2 separate regions of the Homo sapiens genome follow, and region 2 is linked to region 1. The links are chromatin contacts, found by Hi-C or POLR2A ChIA-PET in ENCODE. All regions are on one chromosome and are shown on one strand. Each heading gives the region's core, a stretch centred on a gene start or an enhancer-like site at or near the end of the contact. The rest is flanking DNA. Distances are from core to core; before and after follow the strand shown.

The links. A loop is a pair of places that touch in the nucleus more often than their neighbours do. ChIA-PET counts read pairs that join two places held with the same protein, here RNA polymerase II (POLR2A). Pooled maps may share reads with other maps.
Region 2: a map of GM12878 shows a loop between it and region 1 (3-fold over the local background). The contact joins the enhancer-like site here to the promoter of NPSR1-AS1 in region 1. A Hi-C loop is called at or near these places in 1 of 168 maps with a recorded cell type or tissue (GM12878), 10 of 37 single-sample maps with no recorded cell type and 5 of 50 pooled maps. POLR2A ChIA-PET finds 5 or more read pairs at or near these places in 2 of 52 experiments (GM12878 and WTC11).

The regions. Positions count from the first base shown.
Region 1 is chr7:34,756,495-34,760,208 of GRCh38, reverse strand. NPSR1-AS1 (NPSR1 antisense RNA 1) reads left to right here and starts at 1,937. Exons shown (of 4, transcript NR_033665.1): 1 at 1,937-2,135. The region is part of intron 2 of NPSR1 (neuropeptide S receptor 1); the gene reads right to left.
Region 2 is chr7:35,722,734-35,726,726 of GRCh38, reverse strand. No RefSeq gene overlaps it. Among named protein-coding and RNA genes, the nearest start is that of LINC03013, 8.3 kb to the right of the region's middle. Within about 2 kb of position 1,251, at least 7 of the 41 ENCODE cell types and tissues checked have a DNase peak (open chromatin) inside an H3K27ac peak, as active enhancers do; they include GM12878, where a contact is called at or near this core.

The sequences.
Region 1 (3,714 bases), core at 688-3,187:
GCCAACTTGCTAGAATAATGTTTTCTGCAAAAATTGACACATAAGAAGTAGAGGCTTTCTTTAAACTAGATCTAAAATGAAGACTGGCTATTTTATTTGCTATAATGCATGCCAGCTAATCCAATATATTTGATTAACACACTTGATCAGTCTAATATATTAGATTCTCACTATGGAAACAGTGGTGATTAAATTAACTGATGGCGGATAAGGTGAAAAGAACTAAGCCAATCCTTGAGAGACTAGAACACAAGATAGATTAGTTCAGGGATTGGGCCACTATTTATTAACAGGATTGCTACTTATGGGGCAATTCTGTGTTAGGATAGATGGTCCTGTGCAGGAAATTTGGCATGCCTGGGCTGTGCTTACTAAATGCCAGAAGTAACCCCTGCTGCCCCAGTCTTTGTGATAACTCCAAATATCCCACCATTTCCAAATGCCCCAGGACTGCTTCCTGTGAAGAACTATTGAGGTGTGGAAGGACATCTAGTGGTAGATTGGGAATATGACCCAGCATTTCTAGGTCAGTTTCAGTTTATACCCGCCATGATTATGCCTGTGGCCCTTTCTCTTAAATATGCCATGGTTTTACTTGGCTCATTGGAGATGGCTGATTCCTGGCCTGGGGCTGGGAAAAGGACAAGATAAGCCTGGAACATCATGTTGTGCTGGCAAGTGAGGACATGCCCAAAAATGCTGAGAAACATGTCAACAGAAACACGCACCAAATTGTAGGGCTCTTGCTGACCCCAGTCAGCAATCTAGGCATAAAAAGAAATAACTATGGCAACAAATTATAACCCACAGAATAAAAGAAGAACCTATGATGTAAATTTAAAAATGGGAGAGAAGGGAAATTTCTTCCTTAAAGTAGAGAGACTGCTAATAAGTATAGAAGAAATAATGAAATTAGAAAATCATCATTTGGAAACCTTTATAGCATTGATTCAGACAGGAATCTACACTGTATGGTAAGTGCTGTGAGTGAAAGTTTAAGGAGTATCAGGATGGCTATGTACTCTTAAAATACTTGTCAGTTGCAAAAGGAAAAATAGTATCTTTACAGTGGAGAAATCTGACAATAACATCACTAGTAATGGGACAAATTGATATACTGTGTCTGCTGATACTATATACTAAGAGGAACATAGCATCATTCCTGGTGTATAACTCTCAAAAGCACATAACCTTAATCTATTCAGAAGGAAACATCACACAAACCCAAAGTGAGAGAAACTCCACAAAATATCTAACCTATGCTATTTAAAAATGTTGATGTCATAAGATACAAAGAAAGACCAAGGAACTGTTCTAAGTTAAAGAACACTAAACGTACATGGCAACTGAATACAATACATGATTCGGGGTTTTTTGTGCTAAAAAGGATGTTCTTGGGATAATTGGTGACATTTAAAGCAGGTTTGCTGATTACCTGGGACATTTTTAGATGGATGGATAGGTAGATAGGTAGGTATTATAGATAGACTGATAGAGGAAATGATAAAGCAAATATGAAAAATATTAACATTTCAGGAATATGTGTACAGGGTACATGGGGGTATTTGTACTACTCTTGAAGATTTTCTGTAAACCTGAAATTATGTCAAAACAAGAAGCTAAAAATGAAAAATGTCCTGGTTGGGAAGACACATATGGTTGCTCAACCCATAGGGGAAGAGCTGGCAGAATATGATGGCTGTGACCTCTGCACGGTACTGAAGATATGGGCAACATGTTGAGCAAGGGCTGCTGTTATATTGAGAAGTGAGCTTTAGAATTGTTCAGCAAGTTTCTTCTTGTTCAGACCAGTATAGGCTTTCCTGGTAAGCTACTGTGCAATGTATTTGTTAATTATTAGCTCAGAGAGAGATTCAGCAAGTGGGCTTACATCTGTTCCCATGAAACACCATGAACTTCACACTCTCTGGGGAGGTCTAGGACTCAGAAATATAGATGTTAGTAAGAGCAAACAGACATAACAGATAACACATACAAAGTGCCTACCACATGCTAACCACTGCTGCAGGCACTTTCTATAGAAGAACTAATTTAATCATCACCATAACCCTATGGGGTAGATGATATTTTTACAACCTCCATTTTACAGATGAAGAAACTGAAGCATAGACCTGGTGAGTAACTCACCCAAGTATTAGTATGGAGGGGAGCTGGGATTGAAACACCAGTTATGGTCATTCCAGAGGATGAATGCTCTCTTCACCACTCTCCTCTTCTGCTTCCTGAGGGGCTCTGAGCAATGAAACTCTTCTTTCCAGATTGTGCTTATAAAGCAAACGAGGTGTCCAGGATTAGACCTCTAGAAGAGTCTGAGCTGTTGTACCCCATACTGGGGCAAAGTAAGTTGTTTGTGCTGAGTGGGGAGTGGAGCCAAAGCTCAGAGGAGGCATCGGAAGGTAGGAGCAGATATGCGGAGCAGACTAGCAGAACAGTCGCATGGCCAGAAGAAAGCTGGAGGGTTGGGCCGAGGTTGGGTCACTAGATAGCAGAGTGAGAGGAAGCAATGCCCAGCCTAGTGGGTGGCTGATCAAGGCAGAAACTGGGGGGTCAGTGTAAGAACAGGCTGGGCTTCAGAGCCAGAACTCATACACAAAATATTCTGGATTTATTCCTTGGGAAGGCTGTGTTCCAGTGTGTCTGATAAGGCCTTGGCCTCATCTTTCTGGTGGCACTCACCTTTCCCAAAAAGTAGCTAAGCCTAATCTTTGTCACTAAGGAAGTGGGGAACAAACACTGGCCGACACCTGCATCCCAGGCTGTGTGCTAGGTATTTAACATGTATTATCTTACTTAATGCAATGTTTTGAATAAGTGTACCTGAGCCAAACTGCCTACTGTGCACATATATATTAGGTTGGTGCGAAAGTAATTGCTGTTTTTGCTACTAAAAGTAATGGCAATTACTTTTGCACCAACCTAACAGAAGGAGTGACTATTCAAAGTGTGCACTCAACTTTCAGTTCAGTGAAATTTGGATTGTTTATTGGAGCTTGATGCAATTGTAATTAAATAGAATAATATAATTAGATAATTTTCACTGTAAGTGCAATACAAATATAGGTACTCAAAACACCACAGGTAGTAGAAAAAGCAGGCATGCTCTCATCGAACCAACATGGCAATTTTTGCGTACAACAGGAAGCATCAAACTCAATGAACTATGGAGGCCAGCTCAGGCACAATTATAGACATAATTTCTTAATCATCGTAACTATCTGAAGAAGGCAATCATATAATTTCAGCCTTTTGTGGTTATTGTAGGATTTAATTCAGTAAAGCATATAAAGCATGTGGCTCAGTGCCAGCCACAAGGGAGGCCCTGAATGCATGGCACCTGCTCTGCTCATTTTCTCAAGAGAGAAATGAAGCTTAGTGAATGTAAGTAATATGTCGAAAGCCACAGAAATAACAAATGGCAGAGAGAGGATTTGAATTCAGGTCGCTAGACTTTGTCCTCCATTTTTGTGCAGCTTTCAAACTAAGAATAACTTTTACATATTTTACTGGTTAGAAAATATTTTTTAAAAAAGAAATATATGCCCAGGCACATGAAAATTATATGAAATTCAAATATCTGTGCCATAAAAGAAGTTTTAGTTACACAGCCATGCCTGTTTGCTCATGGCTGCTTTCATGTTACAATGCCAGAGTTGGGTAGTTGACACAGAGATCATAGGACCTGCAAAGCCTAAA
Region 2 (3,993 bases), core at 2-2,501, 970 kb before region 1:
GTGCTGCCTGGTGGGGGTGAGGGAAAGCTGGTCCATTGGAAGTGTGTGAGATTCTGGGAGGAGTCTGTTAGGGCGGTTGCTGTGCTTCCCCCAGTGCCGGACCCACTGTCCATACCCCAGGTGACTCTCACCTAAGAAGAGGAAGCTAGTGCCATGCATCTTGTAGTGGCCTGCCAGCCCAGCCAGTCCTCAGGTTGTCAAAGCAGAGGGGGTTTTATGCACAAGCAGGGAAAATGGCCTCTCATCTCAGCACTGAGCTACACTTTGTCACCTGGGAGCTGAAGCAATGATGCTTGGAACTGAGAACCATAAAGGGTTTTTTGTGGACAGTTTCCCTGCTTTCTGGCTCTTATGCATCTAACCATTGGGGTCTAAAACCAAATCCAAAGAGCTAGGAAGGAAGAGAATCCATACCATCCTTCCAACCTCCTCCTCTTGGTTCTTAGCTCTCTCAGCAACACTTGGTTCTACTCCCCAGGTCACAAAGCAAAACTTCCCAACCATATCAACAGAGACAAACAGATACTCTTGTGTCTGTGAGAGTGTAGGTGTGCTGATGGGTGTCTACACTAACAGTCTACAATTAGGTTTGACTGGTCAAAATATATTTTATGTGCTACTTAATAGTTTTAATTCACTCTAATAACTGAAATATCTGGTTTTAAGTAGATTCTGAAGAGAAATGCTCCACATTACAGTGTCTTTCCCTAAAAGATAGAACCTACATACACATTGGCCGGGTGCGGTGGCTCACGCCTGTAATCCCAGCACTTTGGGAGGCCGAGGCGGGCAGATCACGAGGTCAGGAGATCGAGACCATCTTGACTAACACGGTGAAAACCCATCTCTACTAAAAATACAAAAAATTAGCCGGGCGTGGTGGCAGGCGCCTGTAATCCCAGCTACTCAGGAGGCTGAGGCAGGAGAATGGCATGAACCCGGGAGGCGGAGCTTGCAGTGAGCCGAGATAGCGCCACTGCAGTCCGGCCTGGGTGAAAGAGCAAGACTCCATCTCAAAAAATAAAAATAAAAATAGTAAAAATAAAAAAAAAATAAAAAAAGAACCTACATACACATTGATGTCATGTAATTCACAGGAGCTGCACAGGTGAGAACCTGTTTGTTGTGGGAAGAAGCAAGAGCTCCTCCCCACTTCCCGTGCAGGGCTGGGGTACGCAGCTGCTGTTTAAGAGCAAGGCCTGAGGTCTAGCAATGTTCTTGCCCATGTGAGGCCTGGTTTTGCCTCAAAGTAGAACTTCTGAAACAGAAAGTTTCCTTATCTCCCTGGCAGGACATGCGACAGATGTGCGGCTCGCATGTTCAGTGTCCCACTGCTCAAACCCCTAGGGGGAGCATGCAGACAGGTCGTGGGGAGCTCCGGACAACTGACATTTTTCTCAGTCTTTAGTAGAGTAGCATGCGGTGTTAAAGACGAGTCCTCGGTTCATCTTCCATCCATATTTCCAGACATAAGTTCTCCTTGAAAAGAAATGCTGAAACTTGTGGTTAAAAGGTACCCATGGAGCTCCGACCTCACAGCAGTGCCTAGGGTTGAGTATTTACAGCTCCTGAAGCCCCAGTGGGCATGTGTTACAGTGTGCTCTTTCAGTTTTGCCGTCTGCAGGCAACTTGTGTTAACCAGCTCAATTAGACCCTCTGCCGTATGACAAGGACAGAGGGCCTCTGTATCCTCAGTTCTTGCCCTAGCGTACCGGAAAGAATCGGATAACATGTAGGCTTGGAAGATCGGTGCAAGGTTTTATTGTGTGGTGGAGGTTGCTCTCAGCAAGGTGGATGGGGAGCCAGAAGGGGGATGGAGTGGGAAGGCGGTCTTCCCCTGGAGTCAGGCTGTCCAGCGGCTGGACTCTCCTCTGACTGCCCCGACCGAATTTTCTGCATCGTCTTGCCTCAATGGCCTGCTGTTGTCTGCTGGTGTCTGTCGGTGCGCTCTTCTGCTCCTCTGCTCCTCTCAACGTCCAACTGCTTGTGTCCACGCCCGCTAGGGTCTCAGGGTTTTTATGGGCACAGGATGGGGGTGTGGCAGGCCAGAGTGGTCTTGGAAAATGCAACATTTGGGCATGAAAACACGGGTGCCTGTTCTTACTTAGGTCCATGGGCACAAGCCTGAGGGTGGAGCCCTCGCCAGGAACCCCACCCTTGTCTACCCAGCACTTCCCTGGCCACCTCCTGTGTCACTTCTACTGTTTCCTGGTGAAAATAGTAACACTGAGAATGAGTTGGGGTGGAACATTGACCTCTCAAAACATTTATCATTTTCTCATGTAACAATGATGGTGTCATTTCCTGTTAGGGGCATTGGGGAATAAAAACACTTTTTAAAAAGTATAAAACATTCTCTTTGGAAATTTACAATAAAAAAAAAACACGATTCTTTAGTGAGTACTTATCCAGGCACTATTTAATTTACACTCAACATGGAGCCTATCAGTCAATCGTCATATAAGGTAGAAGCTACCATAGCTTCATTTTACGAATGAAGAAACTGAGGTGTAGACAAGTTGAGTAGCTCACTCAAGGACACAGCAGAGTCAAGATTCAGACCTGGATATCCCGATTCCGGGAGCTTTGCTCTTACCTGATGCACTCTTCCCCTCACCTTTAAGAATTTGAAGACTGTTGCCAGTCAGTTCATCAGATTCCCCTCAGTATGTATTTGAACACAGCACAATCTGTAAGTTGGTGTAAAAGCAGTCATTGACTGGCAAGAATTCTAAGGGTAATCTCATCAAATTACAATGCTCATCTTTCTGAGTAGAAATTTGGGTTTAAAGCTTTAAATTCTTAAAAAATAATACAGCCTCTAAAAAAACCCTACCACTGGTTATATTTATATCTACTTGTGTTATGATATAGAAACTTAGTTTCATAAGTAACTGCCAACATGTTTCCCAAAGTGGCTGTACCATTTTGCATTCCCACCAGCAATGAATGAGAATTCCTGTTGCTCCTCACCCTTGGCAGCATCTGGGGTTGTCATATTCTGGATTTTGGCCATTCCTATAGGTTTGTGTAGTGGTATCTCACTGTTGTTTTAATTGGCATTTTCCTGATGACATATGATGTGAAGCATCTTTTCATATGCTTATTTGCTATCTGCATATCTTCTTTGATGACATGTCTTGTCAAGATCTTTTGCCCACTGTTCAAATGAGTTGTTTTCTTATTGTTGAGTTTTAATAGTTTAAATGTAGAGAGAAATAGATGATGTTTGTTTACTAGAGTAATCAAGATATAATCATTTTAAGAGCTAGTTGATAGCAAATATAAGTTATTTGCTCTAAATTTGATAATATAGAAATCTATCTCTAATATAATAATAATAGTGAGAGACTGTATTCTTGTAGGGAAATTTTTTCTAAAAAGCGTGGTAAAGCTCTGATGATTCTATAATAGGTTCAAAGGATTGGATTTGTTAGATGTTGATGATGTTGATGGGTTGCTAGATGTTAGATCATGACTCATGATCTAACATCATCTAACACAATCTAACGTGATCATCGTCATGACTCATGATGAGAGAGAGCACAGCATAGTGGTTAAAAGTATGGATGCTGGCGTTCAAGTCCCAGTATTGACACTTATTATTTGTGTGACATTGGGCAAATTACTCAATCAGTGTGGCCTCAGTTTCCTAACCTGAGAAATAGGGAGTACAATATTACCTACCATTGTGGACTGAATGTTTGTGTCCCCCAAAATGCATATGTTGAACCCCTAACCCCCAATGTAGCTGTATTTGGATATGGATATGGTGGCTCTAAGAAAGTAATTAAGGTTGAATGAGGTGTTAAAGATGGAGCCCTGATCCCATAAATTAGTATCTTCATAAGAAGAGACACCAGAGAGCTCACTCACTCTGAGGAACACAGAGGAAAGGCCAGGTGAGCACACAGTGAGAAGGCAGCTGTCTGCCACCTACGAGGAGAGCCCTCACCAGACACCAGCTCTGCTATACCTTGGTCTTGAACTTCC